2 separate regions of the Homo sapiens genome follow, and region 2 is linked to region 1. Evidence: chromatin loops called from intact Hi-C (ENCODE). Cell type or tissue: ovary. All regions are shown on one strand. Each heading gives the region's core, and the rest is flanking DNA. Links, peaks and the distances in the headings are about the cores only.

Region 1 (2,901 bases), core at 280-2,779:
TCACATACAGATGGGGAAACTGAGGCCCAGGGAGGGGACAGTGTGGGGAGCACAGCAAATCAGAGCCAGCCCTGCTTCACAGCCCCTCGGAGCTCCGGGCCCCACAGGAGAAAGCGCCAGCGCTGCCTGGGAAACTCGAGGCCGTCAAACGCAGCCCGGCCCACAGGTGTGATGCCCCAAAGCCAGCCGCTCGTTAAAGCTGCTGGTATTTCCTCCTCAGCCCGGGGAAAGATCCGGAAAGTTCTGGATATGCCTGCACATGAAGGTGAAAGCTGACGCCAGCCTGCCTCAGATCCCCACGCCCTCGCAGCCACAGCTTTCCCACCTGTGCGCTGGGGATGAAAACTGCACTGGCACACCTGGAGGGTGGGCGGCCGTCTGCCAGGGCTTTTACGAGGCTGGGTAACAGCGGCGTCCTGAGTGTGGAGCTGTCATCGCTGCATTATTGAGGAAGGCAAGCTAGACGCCCAATCGATTCTGCAAAGCCACATCCTTTCACTATTTATAGACGAGACATGAAACAGGAAAGGTCCCCTCCCCACAGCAAAAGGGTGCAGTCCCTCGGCCCGGCCTGGAACTGCCCAGTGGGCACCGGTGGCCGCTGCTGCCCATCACAGGTGCAGGGAATGAGGAATGAAGCCAGTCCCGGCTCCTGTGGGGTCTCCAGTTTGCCGCCCGCATCTGGGGGTCCCCGCACCCAGCTCTGCCCTGTGGAAGCACTTCCCCTGGTGCACTGTCTGCCCTGCCCTACCCTCTTCCTGCCAGGGTTGCTGTTTTCTTTCTCCCTCTCTCTTTTTCTATTATTATTCTTTTCAATGGAAAACATGTTGGCTGCTGTTCAGAGGCAGGGCCTGCCCCAAGGAGCCAGCTTCCTTCAGAGCACTCCAGGCTCCCACCCCAGTCTCCGCCCCAGGCCTTCCTGTTCCTGATGTCTCCCCAGTCTGAGTAGGTGAGACTTTCTATTTGACACTGTGTGGGGTTTTTTTTGTTGTTTTTTGTTTTTTTGAGACAGAGTCTCACTTTGTCACCCAGGCTGGAGTGCAGTGGCACGATCTCAGCTCACTGCAGCCTCCGTCTCCTGGGTTCAAAGGATCCTCCTGCCTCAGCTTCCCAAGTAGCTGGGATTACAGGCACACGCCACTGCGCCTGGGTAATTTTTGTATTTTTAGTAGAGACGGGGGTTTCGCCATGTTGGCCAGGCTGGTCTTGAACTCCTGACCTCAGGTGATCTGCCCACCTCGGATGCTGCATGTTTTTAAACATGTTTTTCTAACCCTGGCGCCCTTGAAGACCAGGTTCTGCATAAACAGGAGGTCCTGTCACAGGCCTTTCCGCTCAGCTCAGCATGAGGAGGAGAATCAACCTGTTCCTCCCCTGGCCACGCCCAAGACGAGGCAGGTGACTCAATGGAAAGAGCCAGACCGGGTGACAGGAGCTACCCCGTCCCTCCCCAGCCTCCCAGGCCGGCTGCAGGGCCAAGTCACTTCCCGCCTGAGCCTCCTTCCTCTTCTTTTAAGGGGAAGCCACGCCCCCAGTCCGCTTGTAGTCGGGAAATGACGGGGCAGCTCAGGCTGGCTGGGGCTGTGTTTAGGGACATTCGCTTGGGAGAAGGAGAGGGGCAGGGCTAGTAGGAATTCTGCCACTGCTGTGTGACCCTGGGGCTGATGGCGACTTCTCTGGGTCTCTTCTTCTCACTTATCGGTGCCTGATCCAGACAGCTTTACGGGGCTGCCGGGAGCTATGCCAGGCCACCACCGGGCCGGCACACCCCCAACATGTCCCACATGTGAGCTAGGTGCCTCTCTCACGCCTTGCTGGGAAGTGAACTCCACAGGAGCAGGGGCCATGTCTGCCCTGTCCCCACCGGGGGCCTGGCCTGGAGCAGAACGCAGCACACAGCAGGCGCTCAAACGTGTCTGTGAACTGGAGCCACCCTGGGAGATGGACTTCCCCGGAGCTGGAGCCATCCTGGGAGATGGACTTCCCCAGAGCCGGCAAGTCCCTCCCCAGGCAGTGCCAGGCCCAGCCCACCAGGCAGCACCTTTAGGATTCTCTGAATTCACTCGTCAATCAATTAAACATTCAGGAAGGAGGCTCTGGAAACCAGCACTGTCAGCCAACGGGGAGAAGGCGGGGAAGAAAGGAGCGCTGACCAGGTGCCCTCTCCACACGGTTCTCATGCAATCCTCACACACCACCAAGAGATCCAGCGTGTATCAGCCCGGCTGACATGCTGGGGAAACTGAGGCTTGCATGACCTGATGACCCAAGGTCACAGAGCTAGTGGCCAGGCCAGGCCTCAGACACGAGGTTGTCCAAAGCTAAAGCGCACCACCCAGCAGGCAGCTGGACATCCTCCTGGAGGTGCTGGGTGTGACAGCCTACCCCCATTTCTCCCAGCTCCTGGAAGACGCCCCGTGCCATTCTGACTCTGCCGTCAGCAGCCAACATCTTAGCTGCCCCCTGCCTCAACGCCCAGCCCAGACGCAGGCAGCCCTGGGAGAGCGTTTCAGACCAAGGACGTAGTCTCACCCAGACAGATAGGGTCCCTGCAGCTCTTCCCAGCTCTCCTCAAAACAAAGAGAAAAAAGGTGGAGCCCTCTTCAGTACCCCTTGCTCACACTGACGGAGCTGATGAGGGGGCTAGAGAAGAGCCAAGGGCCACAGTGACCCCCTGGGCCTGCTCAGAAGGCCACCATCTCCGACCACAGCCACCACGGCCACACCTCGCACAGCAGCTGCCCAGAGACCAACCATCCTCCGCCCACCAGCATGTGCTGCCAGGTGCTTTCTACCTGGCCACTGGCTGACCAGGCCACGGCGACACTCTGACCTCCTGGGAAGGCATTTTGCACCAACAAAACCACTTTTTCCAATCCCGGGCCCTGCAACCACCTGATT
Region 2 (2,901 bases), core at 204-2,703, 48 kb before region 1:
CAGCCCGGGGGCTACGGCACCGTGCTTCCCTCTTGGATGGAGGCAGCCCTGCCTGCCGGGGGCCTGATTTGTGGGCCCTGATGAGTTGGTGCCTCCGGGCTCTTGGGACCCTCCTTTGCTCTATCCAGAGGGACGCAGCGCCACACTCGGGGTTCACGCCGGCAGCGGCGTGGAGTGAGTCACCAGGCTGAAGATACACTTGGTGTTTTCCTGCGCTGGGTGGAACTGTCTGGAGCCCCCTTGGCATCCTGCTGAAGAGTCCGAATCTGGACGTGAGCCTCCTGGAGATACTGAACACCTTTTAAAGTGTGGCCAGGCCCAATCTAGGGTGCTGTGAGTGTACTGTACATCCTGGGTTTCAAAGACACAGTACCAAAAACAAACAAACAAAAAGAATATAAAACATCTCATTCACGGCCGGGCGTGGTGGCTTACGCCTATAATCCCAGCACTTTGGGAGGCCGAGGTGGGCCGATCACGAGGTCAAGAGATCAAGACCAGCCTGGCCAACATGGTGAAACCCCCTCTCTACTAAAAATACAAAAATTAGCTGGGCGTGGTGGCAGGTGCCTGTAATCCCAGCTACTCGGGAGGCTGAGGCAGGAGAATCGCTTGAACCCGGGAGGCGGAAGTTGCAGTGAGCTGAGATCGCACCACTGCACTCCAGCCTGGGTGACAGAGGGAGACTCTGTCTCAAAAAACAAAAAACAACAAAAAAAAACTCATTCACTTTTTATGTTGTGTTAAAATAATATTTTTGATATATTGGATTAACTAAGCTGTAGTATTAATATACACTTTGCCTGTTTCTTTTTACCTTTTTAATGTGGCTACTGAAATATTTAAAGTTGCATATGTGGCCAGGCGCAGTGGCCCACACCTGTAATCCCAGCACTCTGGGAGGCCAAGGTGAGGAGAGGACTGCATGAGCTCAGGAGTTCGAGACCAACCTGGGCAACAAAGTGAGACCCCATCTCTGCAAAAAATAACAAAAAAATTGGGTGGGTGAGGTGGTGTGCACCTGTAATCCCAGCTGCTAGAGAGACCAAGGTGGGAGGATCACCTGGGCCCAGGAGGTTGAGGCTGCAATAAGCTATCATGGCACCACTGCACTCCAGCCTGGGTGACAGAGCAAGACCCTGTCTCAAAAACTTTTTTTAATTAAAAAAAAAAAATAACATATTGAGGTGAGACTCACAGAACCTAAAATTAACCACTTTAAAGTGTACGAGTTAGGCCAGGTGCAGTGGCTCACGCCTGTAACCTCAGCACTTTAAGAGGCCGAGGCGGGTGGATCACTTGAGATCAGGAGTTTGAAACCAGCCTGGCCAACATGGTGAAACCCAATCTCTACTAAAAATACAAAAAAATTAGCCGGGTGTGGTGGTAGGGGCCTGTAATCCCAGTTACTTTGGAGGCTGAGGCAGGAGAATCACTTGAACACAGAGGCGGAGGTTGCAGTGAGCCAAGATCACGCCACCACATTCCAGCCTGGGTGACAGAGCGAGACTCCGTCTCAAAAAAAAAAAAAAAAAGTGTCCGCGTTATTGGCATTTAGTGCACTCGAAGGGCTGTGCACGCACCACCTCTCCCTGGGCCCAGAACATTTGCGTCACTCCAAAGTAAAACCCCGGGCCGTCTTCATCCACGTCCCTACAAAGGACATGAACTCATCATTTTTTATGGCTGCATAGTATTCCATGGTATATATGTGCCACATTTTCTTAATCTAGTCTATCATTGTTGGACATTTGGGTTGGTTCCAAGTCTTTGCTATTGTGAACAGTGCCACAATAAACTAAAACTTAAAGTATAAAAACAAAACAAAACAAAAAAAAACCCCGGGCCGTTTAGCAGCCACTCCCCTTTCCTCCTCCCCCCGGCTCTGGGAACCATCAATCTACTTTCTGTCTCCATGGGTTCGGTGACCACAGGCACCCCATAGAAATGGAGTCACTGCACCTGCGGCCCTTTGCGGCCGGCACCCTTCACTGAGCACCGTGCTTCCAAGGCTTGTCCGCATGGTGGGTGTCAGCGCCTCCTTTTCTACGGTGGAATCATATTCCCTCGTGCGCATTCGTCAGGGTTCTTCCGGCAAGCGGAGCCCATAAGACGTGCCACTGGAGAGGTTATTGCAGGGAATTGGCCACACGACCTCGAGGCCTGCAGTTCCCAGGGTCTGCAGTTGCAGGCAGGAGGCCTGATGGCGTTGCGAGTCCGAAGGCCGGTGGGCTCCAGGCCCAGGAAGAGCCCACGTTTTCAGTCCAAGTCTGAAGGCAGGAAAAGACCAATGTCCAGTGCAAGCGGTTGGGTGGGAGGACCCCTGGCACTCGGCCTATTGTTCTCCCCAGGCCTCAGCGGACCGCACGGGGCCCACCCACACTGGGGAGGGCGGACTGCCTTACCCGGGCTGTGGATGCAAATGCGAACCTCATCCAGAACACCTCAGAGACACACTCCGTTTGGCGAAATGGCCCGGCCAAGCTGACACTAAGGTTCACCGTCACAGCAGACGGTTTTGCTGACCCGTCGTTGGCAGTGGACGCTCAGGCTGTCTGTGGCTGTACTGAGTGATGCCGGGACAGCAAGTGGCCACGTGCGTTTGTTTGAGTCCCTGTTTTCACTTCTTTCGGACAGACCCCCAGGAGTGGAATTTCAGGGTGCTGGGAGTTTTATGGGCAGGACTCCGGCTGGGTCACCCCCTTTGAAGACAAGAGTCAGGCCACTCACTGCAGTTCCACGGTGGCCCCTCCTGGTCCTGGTGCCCAGCGCTGGCTGGCAGACGCAGCCCCCAGCCATAGTAGAGGCCTCGGGCTCACATCCCTCCTTGGAGAGACTGGGCCCAGGGCAGGCAGTGCTTTGCAATCCAAAGAGGGATCTCAGACTCCCCACCGCTCTGGT

The links. Hi-C counts contacts between places; a loop is a spot of excess contacts. Peaks named below come from ENCODE experiments on the same cell type or tissue, not always from the same donor. Only the 100,000 strongest peaks of a DNase experiment are listed, where the experiment ranks them.
Region 2: it touches region 1 in a loop (2.3-fold over the local background); 63 of 110 quality-filtered maps call a loop at or near these places.

The regions. Positions count from the first base shown.
Region 1 is chr9:136,538,402-136,541,302 of GRCh38, forward strand. The region is part of intron 2 of NOTCH1 (notch receptor 1); the gene reads right to left. Among named protein-coding and RNA genes, the nearest start is that of NOTCH1, 6.2 kb to the right of the region's middle. RefSeq lists silencers at 289-428, 2,796-2,901 and enhancers at 449-1,116, 899-988, 999-1,058, 1,277-1,961. In ovary, for the core only: no CTCF peak of the experiment used is centred there; a DNase peak (open chromatin) is centred at 1,490.
Region 2 is chr9:136,490,817-136,493,717 of GRCh38, forward strand. No RefSeq gene overlaps it. Among named protein-coding and RNA genes, the nearest start is that of C9orf163, 8.8 kb to the left of the region's middle. In ovary, for the core only: no CTCF peak of the experiment used is centred there; no DNase peak of the experiment used is centred there.